2 separate regions of the Homo sapiens genome follow, and region 2 is linked to region 1. A link is a contact called in ENCODE Hi-C or POLR2A ChIA-PET data. All regions are on one chromosome and are shown on one strand. Each heading gives the region's core, a stretch centred on a gene start or an enhancer-like site at or near the end of the contact. The rest is flanking DNA. Distances are from core to core; before and after follow the strand shown. Region 1 overlaps IL2RA (interleukin 2 receptor subunit alpha). Region 2 overlaps IL15RA (interleukin 15 receptor subunit alpha).

Region 1 (6,007 bases), core at 263-2,762:
AGCAGGATCTTCTCAGCACTGTGCTGAGGAAGTCTTTAAACCTTCCAGTAGGACATGGGATCCCTGCCTGCATCTTAAGTTCCCATGTCCTTAGGAAACGTGGCCACCTTGGAATTCAGCTCTCCAAGAAGCCCAGTGTGAATGCCCATTGCAGGAGCATCTGAGCTCACCCCCACTAACCCTGAGGTATCTGTTGAAAAGAATAGAACCCACCCACTGAAACTATCAGAGATCAAATGTTGTGTGTTGACTAAGAATTTGTGTTAAGGCAGGGATAGTTGAGCACCAATGCTTTCAAGGAACTCTGGAGAAATGCAAGCCTGTATTTCCTCTCAGCATGGCTGCAGAAGAGGGCCAGGGCAGCAGACAGGCATTTTGACCCACTCACAGATGAATACAAAGACTAAACTCAGCAAAAGCCTTGAGGTTGCATTTATGTGTCTGAGAACAGTCCCTGGAGCACAGGCATGGGCTTTTGGTACCACGTAACCTACAACCGTAAGCTCTCTGCTCTATGCTGTCCACTCCATCAATCCCACAGTGCCTGAAATGTCATTGTCTTACCCGATGTCTGGGGTAGCATCTGTGAACACACGGATTTGACACTTTTATGATGCTGTTTGTCTCTACTGAACCCTTCTTAAGCAAAATCACAGTAGACTAGCAGATCATGGTAGTATCTGAAAGCGCCAGGACCCCAGAACCTCAATCAGTGCTCCCCACTTCCCATGGTTTTCTCCCTGTGTTTCCACATTTGGATTGTCATTGTCTGTGAAAAGGCATGATCCCTGTCAACAACACACAGTGTATGCAATGTGTGTCTTGTGTAAAACGGAGTGTGAATTCTTGAGAGCAGGAAGGAAAAGGGGTACAAGAGGTTCCCCTGCGAGATGGGTGAGGAGCAGGGCAGAGTGAGCCTGGCTGCTGGGAACCCCTGAGGAGAGCTCTGGAGAGGGTTCTGGACACGTGGGCTTGGTCAGCCTGACAATTAGGATTTGTGTTAACAGGACCGGCCCTCACCTGACACCAACTGGACTGAGGTTCCCAGGAGAAACTCTTAGCATCATGACTTTGGAGGTTGCCATCATTTTTGATGACTTTTTCTTTTTCCTTCTTTTCTGTTTCCCTCTTGTCAAGTTTCTACCTGTAAGTTATACTTACTTATTCTGTGTTTCTTTACAGTCTCAGGGGAAATTCCGTTGAGTTGAAAATTTCCTCAGCTCCTCGCTCCAGTTTCTCAGAAGAGTCTCTCTCCTTGCAGAAAAGACTGTGGGTGGGAGTCACCAATTTAGCATATTTCTACTAAAAATATGACTCCATCCCAAGAAATTGGTTTTAAAGATTTGAGGAAAAACTGCTTTTAGATTTCAGAGAAAGAAAAAGAGTGTGTTTCTACTTCCCCCTTTTAAATCTGATAACTTTTATTTTAATCAGGTTGACATTCTGTGGTGAGCTTGTGGTTAACTCTTTCATGCCCGGAAGCCTGTTGTCGACCGAGAAGACTCCCAGGATTAGAACATAACCAGCGCCCAACATTTCATTTGCAGAAGCATCTGAGGTCCCAAAATGTGATGGTTTAGCGGCAGCTGCTTGTAGGGGTATTTTTGGTTTCCTGCTTCTTTTTTCCCTTCTAAGTAAAGACAAAATAACTAGATCCCTCCACCCCACCACCCCATCATTTCGTTGTTGTTTAACAAGTGTTGAGTAAGGCACAGTTGTTCTCCAAAAGGGTCTTACCCTGTGAGTTACTCATTTTAGGGTTACGGAAACTCTGACTATTTGACCCAGTCAACCAGGCCTCAGAAACTGTGGGTCAGATAACAAATAACTCATGGTGCTTCTGTGCTAATTACTGCAGAGATGTGTCCAAGTGCTCGGAGATCTCCTCCTTGAAGCCAAGGTCTCCTCCTTGAACCACACCGCCTTCTTCTCCTTTCCCGAGGGAATCAGGCAACTTTTCTTTGATGACAGCAACTTCCTTAAATCCCCCAAGCCCTGAGACAGGCACTTTACTTCTCCCACATTTCCTTCAACATTTGTGCTTGCTGAATGAAACAAGGAAGGTGAATGTTTGCTTGAATGAACCAATCAATGGGTAACAGCACCAGTGCTAATGCTAATACACTCAACTACTCATTCAGAACCTACCATGGCCCAAGGCTTGTGCTCTGCTCTTGGGTGCTGATCCAGCAAAGAGTGGGTGGAGGGGGAGTGGGAGGTGAAGTCCCTATACCACCACTTATATTTTGCACTGTCTTATTTTTTCCTCTGGTCACATGCATACATAAATTTTATATCTCTGTAATTATGCCATTTAAAAATCTTCCTACTGAGGTAGAAGTTGGGACTCAACCCCCGAGGCAGGGCTCAGACATCGGACAAAATTGAGGACTAGCAAAAACAGGATTGGGGCAGAAGCAGCTTTCCATAAGACATGCTCATGAGTGTGCCATGTCAGTTTACCATTGCCATGGCAACACCCAGGCGTTCCTGCTCCTTTCCATAGCAGTGACCGGATGACCCAAAAGTTACTACCCCTTCCCTAGAAATTTCTGCAAACTGCCCCTTAAACTGCGTGTAATTAAAAGCAGATATAAATATGAATGCAAAACTGCCCTGACCTACTACTCTCTGCCTATGTGGTCGCCCTGCTCTACAGAAGCAGTCACGGAGCTGTAGCACAGCCGGAACTATAACATTGCCACTTCAATAAAGCTGTTTTCTTTTATTCTACCACTGGCTTGCCCCTGAATTCCTTCCTGGGCAAAGCCAAGAACCCTTGCGGGCTAAGCCCCACCTCGGGGCTCGCTTGTCCTGCATCACTACCACCTTCTCTAGGAAGATGCTCTAGGCTTAATCATTGTGTTGAATTCAGCTGCTGAGGACTGAGAGGTGATTTGGATGATTGACTTCATAAATAAAATTGGGAGTTAGACTTTCCCCGCTGTGGACTTGCCACTGAGTTTGGGGAGAGGGGGGTTTCTTTCTCTGATAAAGTTCCACATCCACAGACAGAAGGAAAAGGCCCTGAACTAATCACTTCCTTTGGAAGAAGCTTTGGTAAAGAATTAACATTTGGGAGGTTGTCAAGAAAAACCTATTTGTTCTATAAATATTTAAAAATTATTAAAATTTCAACCAATACAGAAAAACACAAAGATTAATATAACCAACATGTGCCCATCATCAGGATTCAGTAAATGTTTACAGTTTACCTTGGTTGTTTCATGTCCTTTTTGTTTATTTTAAATACATGCTCTTGTCGTGCGTGATGGCTGATGCCTGTAATCCCAGCACCTTGGGAGGCCGAGGCAGGTAGATCACCTGAGGTCAGGAGTTCAAGACTAGCCTGGCCAACATGGTGAAACCCCATTTCTACTAAAAATACAAAAATTAGCCTGATGTGATGCAGGCGCTTGTAATCCCAGCTTCTTGGGGGGCTGAGGCAGGAGAATCACTTAAACCTTGGAGGCAGAGGTTGCAGTGAGCCCAGATCTCGCCATTGCACTGCAGCCTGGGTGACAGAGCAAGACTCCATCTCAAAAAAAAACAAAACAAACACAAACAAAAACAAATAAATACATGCTGTAGATACAGTGGAGCTCCCTCTCGGTCCAACCCAATCTCATTCTTCCCCTCCAGTAATTGCTCTCTTGAATCTGGGCTGTATCTCATGATGCAATATACACTACTGGTTTGTTTTTTATTTTATACATAAATGCATAATATACTGTTTCTATTTGCAACTTTGCTTTTTTCACTCAGCAGTGTTTCTGAGATTCATTTTTGATGTTTATTCTTTTTAACAACTGTACATTATTACATTGTATAATAATACAGAGTTCTTGATAATGCCAAGTTTATTAATCTAACCTTCTTTTGATGGACAATTAGATTGTATCTGATTTTTCCCTATTACAAGCAATGCTCTAATAAACAGCCTTGAATGTGTGCACATATGCAAGAATTTCTCTAGGAATATACCTAGAAGTGAGATCACTGATCCTAGAACATGGACAGCTTCAATTTTACTGCTATATTTAAAATGTTCTCTTTGAAATCGCTATGCTAATTTATAATCCTCATCAGCAATTTATGAAATTTCCTGAATTCCTCACATATTCCTCATCATCACTTACCATAGGGAAATTTTAACATTTTTTGCCAATCTGATAATATAAAATAAAATCTCATTACTATCTTAAGTTTCATTGATACCTGGTGATATTGAGAATGCTTCCACATGTTTTTTTGGTCATCTCTGTGGCCTCCTTGTTCATATCCTTTGTCCCTATTTTTATTGGGTTGTTGGCCTTTAACTTATTGATTTGTAAGTCTTCCTTATGTATTACGGATACTGAGTCTTTGGATAAGTATAGATTCTTGGATCTTCTAAGTAGACGTTATTACTTATAAATGACAATTTTATTTTTTGTTATCCACTTCTTATTCCTCTAATTTCTTTTGCTTGTTCCATTGCATTAGCTGGGGTGTTCAATACAGTATAGAATAAAAGCAGGAATTGTATATGTTTCCACCATTAAATAGAAGGCTTTTAAGGTATCACGTACATGTTATTTTCTGTAAGCTTTCAGTGTCTACTGTCTATTGGTTAAATAAGTTTCTTTTTATTTCTACTACCTTAAAAGTTTTTTTTCTTTTAATCAATAATGGATATTCTTTTCATCATCATTAGATGCTCTTCTTCATCTATTAAAATGATTGTGTAGGTTTTCTTCCTTTATACCATAAAAGTATTTAAGTACATTGAGAGATTTTCTAACGTTAAACCATTCACTATTGCTGGGATAAACTCTGACTGATCAGAATTTTTTTTTTTTTTTTTTTTGCTTAATACATTGCTAGCATCAGGTGCAAATGTGTTAACATTCTCCAGTTTGACTGTAGAATTAATTTCTTTTTGTAATTCTTCACCTTATCAACCATATGTATTGTTGAGTGTATACATGTTCAAGATTATCATAACTTCCAGAATAATTTTTATTTGTGAAAATGCCTTTTTGATCTAGTTTCTCTTATGTTATTGTAGCTATGGAGCTTTCTTATATCTGGCTACCTTATCAACAATATGTATTGTTGAGTGTTTACAGGGTCAAGATTATTATAACTTCCACAGTGATATTTATCTGTGAAAATACTTTTTTGGTCTAGTTTCTCCTGTTACTAAAGCTATCGAGCTTTCTTTTGGTTGCTAAATATCTGCATATAATGTGTTTTCCAGCCCTTTAGTTCAACCTTCACATGTCACTGTATTTTAAAGACGTCTCTTGACATAACAAAAATAGACCTTGTGCAGGACTTTGGGGGAAATTTTTCCCCCTCAATCAGAATACCTCTGTCTTTTACAAGCAAGCTTAATTGATTTATATTTATTGTACTACATTTGGACTTATTTATGCTATTTTACTTTGAACTTTTATTAACCATTATTTTTCTTTTACTGTTGTATTTATCTTTTCTTGTCTTCTGTTAAATTGATTGAGTTTCCTTTATTTTCTCTTTTCCTTCTACTGGTTTGTGTATTATATGTTTTAATTCTACTTTTAGAATTAAGTCACCATTGGCCGGGCGCAGTGGCTCCCCCCTGTAATCCCAGCATTTTGGGAGGCCGAGGCGGGTGGATCACGAGGTCAGGAGATTGAGACCATCCTGGCTAACACAGTGAAACCCCGTCTCTACTAAAAATACAAAAAAATTAGCTGGGCGTGATCGTGGGCGCCTGCAGTCCCAGCTACTCGGGAGACTGAGGCAGAATGGCCTGAACCCGAGAGGCGGAGCTTGCAGTGAGCCAAGATTGCACCACTGCACTCCAGCCTGGGAGACAAAGCGAGACTCCGTCTCAAAAAAAAAAAAAAAAAAAGAATTAACTCACCCTTTAAGTTCTCAAAGTACTCGTGATGTTAAAAGTCCACAGTTAATTAACATCTCTCCCAGTTCCAGGATCTTCTGTTCAGAACTTAGCACATTTCTGGCAACTAAGGATTGA
Region 2 (6,286 bases), core at 739-3,238, 95 kb after region 1:
TAACCACCCTGTCTCCAGCTGCTCTGCACACATGGACAGGGACCTGGGAAAGGTGGGAGAGATGCTGAGCCCAGCGAATCCTCTCCATTGAAGGATTCAGGAAGAAGAAAACTCAACTCAGTGCCATTTTACGAATATATGCGTTTATATTTATACTTCCTTGTCTATTATATCTATACATTATATATTATTTGTATTTTGACATTGTACCTTGTATAAACAAAATAAAACATCTATTTTCAATATTTTTAAAATGCATTAAGAGAATCACCAAGGAGAAATGTTCCACATAAAGGAGGAGAAAGAGTAGGAAGGCAGAGTCCAAGGTGACTGAGTTCAGGTGTTCTTTCCAGAAGGAGAAAAAGCCTTGCCTAAAGCTGGCTCCGGTCACAGTTTTGGGGAATTTCCCACAATTCCATGTGAGGAGAAGCAGCATTATCTAATCCACACAGTGGCAAGTCTGGGCTCAGCTCCCCAGTGGTATACACATCGTCTCTTCCCTTCTTCTTCTCTTACTTTCTTTGCTGTTTTTGACATTTATTTCTAAAATCATGGGCCTAACCCCACCTCCTCATTTTATAGATGAGAAATTGAGGACTGGAGAAATTGTTCTGCCTGCAGCCATGAAGCTTGGTTAATGCCAGAGCTGGATCAGAGCAGGAGCTGGGACACTGGGCGCAGTGACTCACACCTGTGATCCCAGCACTTCAGGAGGCCGAGGCAGGAGGATTGATCGAGCCCAGGAGTTCAAGAACACCCTGGGCAACATAGTGAGACCCCATCTCTATAAAAAAAATTTTTTTCTTGAAGCAGTCTTGCTCTGTCACCCAGGCTGGAGTGCAATGGCGAGATCTCAGCTCACTGCAGCCTCTGCCTTCCAGGTTCAAGCAATTCTACCTCAGCCTCCCAAGTAGCTGGAACTACAGGCATGTGCCGCCACACCCTGCTAATATTTATATTTTCTTAGTAGAGATAGGGTTTTGCTATGTTGGCCAGACTGGTCTCAAACTCCTAATCTCAAGTGATTCACTCACCTCGGCCTCCTAAAGTACTGGGATTACAGGCGTGAGCCACGGCGCCCAGCCAAAATTTTTTTAAAAAACAAAAGTAATAAGAAGTGTAGGTGGGGCGGGAGGGGAGCAGTCCTGGCTGAAAACCAGCCACCAACTGCCCCTTGTACAGCCAGGGGGAAGAGGGAGCCACTGTGAGCATTTGGGAGATGGGGCATGGGCATAGTGCCCAATCCACATGTCATCAGACATTCTCAAAGTGCCATTTTTCACTGACTTCTTTTTTTGTGGGGGAGGGGACAGAGTCTCACTGTGTCACCCAGGCTGGAGTGCAGTGATGCAATCTTGGCTCACTGCAACCTCCGCCTCAAGCAATTCTCATGCCTCAGCCTCTGGAGTAGCTGGGACTACAGGCACAGGCACACACCACAACACCTGGCTAATATTTTTTTTTTTTTTTTTTTTTTTTTTTTTTTTGAGACTGAGTCTTGCTCTGTCGCCCAGGCTGGAGTGCAGTGGCACAATCTCGGCTCACTGCAAGCTCCGCCTCCTGGGTCCATGCCATTCTCCTGCCTCAGCCTTCCCGAGTAGCTGGGACTACAGGTGCCCACCACCATGCCCGCCTAATTTTTTGTATTTTTAGTAGAGCCAGGGTTTTGCCATGATGGCCAGGATGGTCTCTTGAACTTGTGAGCCCAAGCAGTCTGCCTGCCTCGGCCTCCCAAAGTGCTGGGATTACAGGCATGAGCCACCACACCTGACCATTTTTTTCACCGATATCTGCCTGCCTTCAGCTTAGATGCCTTCATCAAAATCAGAGGAGGCTTCTCCACGTGGCTGCTTGGGCTTCCTCACAGCACGGTGGGCTCAGGCTAGTCACACTGGCTGAAAGAACATAGAAACTGCCAGGCCCCTGACAGGCTGGTCCAGACACTGGCACGCATCACTTTTGTGGCATTCTATCCGTCGAAGCGAGTCACAAGGCTGGCCCAGGTTCAAGCGGCCAGGAATGATGAAAGGGAAGGAAGGAATCAACACAGGTCCTTTGGCACCCATCCACTGTACCTTTCAGGGCCATCAGGAAGTGCAATTGCCTTTCAGTCCTCAGCACTCAGTAAATGCCAGCAAATATTTGGGTGAATGAATGGGCAGAATGACCAGGAGGTCAGCATCTGCCAGGTGCTGGGAAGAGTCCGTCCTTTTTTATTTTTATGTTGAAATGGAAAGAGTACACAGAACTCTGAAGGGTGATGGGAGCACCGTATTCTAAATCTCAGCATCACACAATATACCCGTGTAACAACCTGTACATGTTCTCCTGAGTCCAAAATAAAAAAAGAAAGTTCTATAGCTGTGAGGCCTTCAGTCCCCACGTCTTCAGCTGCCACAAGTCTAAATGATTCACATCTCCTCCTCTTCTCTCCTTCCCTGCCCTACACATTTGCCTTGAAGAAAAAGGATTACTCTTCACCTTTTATATTTTGCCTTGATTTTTCTTGATCAAGAAATAAGACTTTTTTTTTGAGACAGAGTCTTGCTCTGCTGTCCAGGCTGGAGTGCAATGGTGCAATCTCAGCTCACTGCAACCTCCACCTCCTGGGTTCAAGTGATCCTCCTGCCTCAGCCTCCCAAGTAGCTGGGATTACAAGCGTACACCACCACACCTGGCTAATTTTTGTATTTTTGGCAGAGACAGTGTTTCACCATGTTGGCCAGGCTGGTCTCGAACTCCTGACCTCAGGTGATCCAACCGCCTCAGCCTCCAAAGTGCTGGGATTACAGGCTTGAGCCACCGTGCCTGGCAAGAAATAAGACTCTTAACTCCCCCCACCACTTTTTTAAAACCACTTACGTTCTTTATTCCCTTGTATAGATGCAGATTTCCATTTTCTTCCTGCCTAACTTTTTAAAATATATCTTGTGGTGTGACTTTCCCCGTTTAAACCCTTCTTCAGACATTAGGAAGTGGGAGAGCAGGGATCAAAAGACACCCTGTTTCTCACTGCTCACCCCCCTGTTCCCCAAGGACTTCTTCCTCTTGGCTGAGGCTGCCACCTCCTGGCTTGGAATTTCACAGCACAGAGCGGACTCCCCGAGTACTGCGGGTTTGTCTCACCCCAGGGCTGTGCTCCTTGCAGGCAGGACCAGCCCGACCCAAATCACAGCCTCCCCCACCTCACACTGCTAGGCACTAATCAGAACTCAATGTGTGCATATTTTAGGTAATATTAGGCACTATATTACCGGGGGATTTAATTGACACTTTACTTCCCTAAGTGACTGTAAATCCACCCATTCTAGTGGTGCTGTTCTTAGCTATTCAGGATGAAACACCTCCTCCTCTCCTGAAACCGTCCGTCCCTCATCCTGACTTGCAGCTCACAGAGAAAAGTGACATACCTGAGGCTCTCTGTCAATTACAAGGCTCCTCCTGGCGTGGGAGATGTCTATAGGGAAGACACCAGCGTTTGGGCTCCTCCCAATGACCCTGTCTCCAGCTGTGCTGCACGCACTGACAGGGAGCCGGAAAAGGTGGAGGAGATGCTAAGCCCAGTGAATCCTCTCCATCGAAGGATTCAGGAAGAAGAAAACTCATCTCAGCGCCATTTTACATATATATGCATTTATACTTCCTTGTCTGTTATATCTACACATTATATATGATTTGTATTTTGACATTGTGCCTTGTATAAACAAAATAAAATATATATTTTCAATATTTTAAAATGCATTAAAAGAATCACCAAGGATGGCCGGGCAGGGTGGCTCATGCCTGTAATCCCAGTACTTTGGGAGGCCGAGGCGGGTGGATCACCTGAGGTCAGGAAATTGAGACCAGCCTGGCCAACATGGTGAAACCCCATCTCTACTAAAAACACAAAAATTAGCCTGGCGTGGTGGTGAGCGTCTGTAATCCCAGCTATTTGGGAGGCTGAGGCAGGAGAATCACTTGAACTCTGGGGGTGGAGGTTGCAGTGAGCCGAGATCATACCCCTGCACTCCAGCCTGAGAGACGCAGCGAGACTCCAATTCAAAAAAAAAAAAAAAATCACCAAGGAGAAATGTTCCACACAAAGGAGGAGAAAGAATGGGAATGCAGAATTCCACTGGGGCTCCTCCATCCTGTTGGGGTGCCTCATCACCCACTGACACAGACGGGCTGACCTCCCCTCTCCCTGCTCTCCCCACGCGTGGGCACCTGGCCTGGGCGTGGCCTCCAGGGCCTCTCAGCTAGACTACAAAGCTGTTGAATACAGAGAATGAAGAGCACAGAACTCACAGGGCAGTGGCCAGCAGTGGCCTCAGAAGCTCTGACTGGCTGCTGGGCCTCCTGTTCTGGGCTCTCCAGGCGTCTTTAGGTCCTAACCATATTCCAAACCTAAGCCTCCCATTTTCCGGGATTCTATGAGCCCCTCGTATCTTTCCAATACATTTTTTTTTCTTTATAACAGATTCTGTTTTCATTACTTGTCACTGAAAAGTTCCTAGCTGATATGAAATTCGGTACCAGGAGTGGGTATTGCAAATTATGGAGAAGAGGGGAGATAAGGAGTGTCTGCGGCTGGTTATCTGCCTTAGGGACGAGAGAAAAGAGTGAATGTTCTGATGATATGCAGAGACAGGAATGGAGCGGCCCAGGGAATTCGGTAATTAGTTCGCCAGGAGGTGCCTGGGATGTCATGCCTGCTGCAAGCCTGGCTCTCAGAGACTATGTTGCGTCCATCCTGAAATCGTATGGATATGAGAAATCTGAGCCCATAGTGGGTAGCTGCTTTTAATGTCACTGAAAAACTTAGAGAATAAGAAGTTCAAATCTCTAAAGTCTGAATTCAAGCCACAGGCTGAAACCTAAAGACTGCCTAGAACAACGCGGAATTTCATTCCTTACAGATGCGAGGCCAGGATATCTGAAAACCCATCTTAAGAGTCTGAGCCTTTGGCTGGGCGCCGTGGCTCATGCCTGTAATCCAAACACTTTGGGAGGCCGAGGCAGGTGGATCGCTTGAGTCCAGGAGTTCAAGACCAGCCCAAACAACATGGCGAAACCCCTGTCTCTACAAAAAATACAAAAATTAGCCAGTTGTGGTGGCATGTGCCTGTAGTCCCAGCTACTCAAGAGGCTGAGGTGGGAGAACTGCTTGAGCCCAGGAGGTAGCAGTGAGCCGAGATCATGCCACAGCACTCCAGCCTGGATGACAGAGGAGACACAGTCTCCAAAAAAAAACAACAGTCTAAGCCGTCAAGTTGTTGGAAGAACATTAGCTGAATCCATGGCCCCAGCAGGTTTCCCAGCTGAAGGGAGAGCACTGATTGGAGAAGGGCGAGGTTCCTGTACTGGATTAAAAATGTAGGGGGACATTTGGAGGACTCACAGGATCCCCCACCCTCCCTTGTCCTCAGAAGCAGCCCTCTGTTCTGCCTGACAATGCTGCAACATTGCCTCCTGCTCGAGGGGGGCATCTTGCAAAAGGAAGTCTGTTCTGCTGACAATTTCCTCCCCCTGTCCCATTCTGCATGGGGAGAAAACTTTGCTGAGAATCCCAATCAGACCCTCAGGATCCCAGGAATCAGCCTGTTCCGTGGAAACAAGAGCTCCCCAAGGCTGGGCCGGGCCCTGCTGCAAGCACCTCCACCCCCACGTCCCACCTGCGGCCTCCTCACAGGCCAAGCCCGTAGCCAATGCCCAATGCCCCTGTCCTTCCTTCACAGTCTCCTACATCCAACTCACCTTCCAGAACCAGATCAAGTTTACCTTCTCCAGGAGCCTCTGTTGTTTCAGTTTTGGAGGGTTTTTTTTTTTGAGACAGAGTCTCGCTCTGTCGCTCAGGCTGGAGTGCAGTGGCACGATCTCCACTCACTGCAACCTCCGCCTCCCGAGTTCAAGCGATTCTCCTGCCTCAGCTTCCTGAGTAGCTGGGACTACAGGTGCGTGCCACCATGCCCAGCTAATTTTTATATTTTTGATAGAGACAGGGTTTCGCCATGTTGTCCAGGCTGATCTGGAACTCCTGATCTCAAGTGATCCACCCGCCTTGGCCTCCCATAGTGCTGGGACTACAGGCGTGAGCCACCATGCCCAGCCCCGGAGCCTTGGCTAATGACTCAGTTGTACAAAATCATTTGCCTCTGAGCCTTCATAACACTTATTATCGGTGCTATTCATGTGGCATCTGCAAAATACTATCTTTGTGCAGTGGAAAGAAGATAGAACTTAAAAGCCTGAGTGTCGAGCATCCATTCTACCCTTTGCTGAGCATCCATTCTACCCTTTGCTG

What was found. Hi-C counts contacts between places; a loop is a spot of excess contacts on that map. ChIA-PET counts read pairs that join two places held with the same protein, here RNA polymerase II (POLR2A). Pooled maps may share reads with other maps.
Region 2: a pooled map shows a loop between it and region 1 (2.2-fold over the local background). The contact joins two enhancer-like sites. A Hi-C loop is called at or near these places in 9 of 168 maps with a recorded cell type or tissue (Caco-2, K562, PC-3 and 6 more), 1 of 37 single-sample maps with no recorded cell type and 16 of 50 pooled maps. POLR2A ChIA-PET finds 5 or more read pairs at or near these places in 3 of 52 experiments (IMR-90, activated CD4-positive, alpha-beta T cell and naive thymus-derived CD8-positive, alpha-beta T cell).

The regions. Positions count from the first base shown.
Region 1 is chr10:6,040,991-6,046,997 of GRCh38, reverse strand. All of the region lies in intron 1 of IL2RA (interleukin 2 receptor subunit alpha), which reads left to right. Among named protein-coding and RNA genes, the nearest start is that of IL2RA-AS1, 8.6 kb to the right of the region's middle. Within about 2 kb of position 1,512, at least 3 of the 41 ENCODE cell types and tissues checked have a DNase peak (open chromatin) inside an H3K27ac peak, as active enhancers do.
Region 2 is chr10:5,946,343-5,952,628 of GRCh38, reverse strand. IL15RA (interleukin 15 receptor subunit alpha) reads left to right here. Exons shown (of 7, transcript NM_002189.4): 7 at 1-245. Among named protein-coding and RNA genes, the nearest start is that of IL15RA, 28 kb to the left of the region's middle. Within about 2 kb of position 1,988, at least 19 of the 41 ENCODE cell types and tissues checked have a DNase peak (open chromatin) inside an H3K27ac peak, as active enhancers do.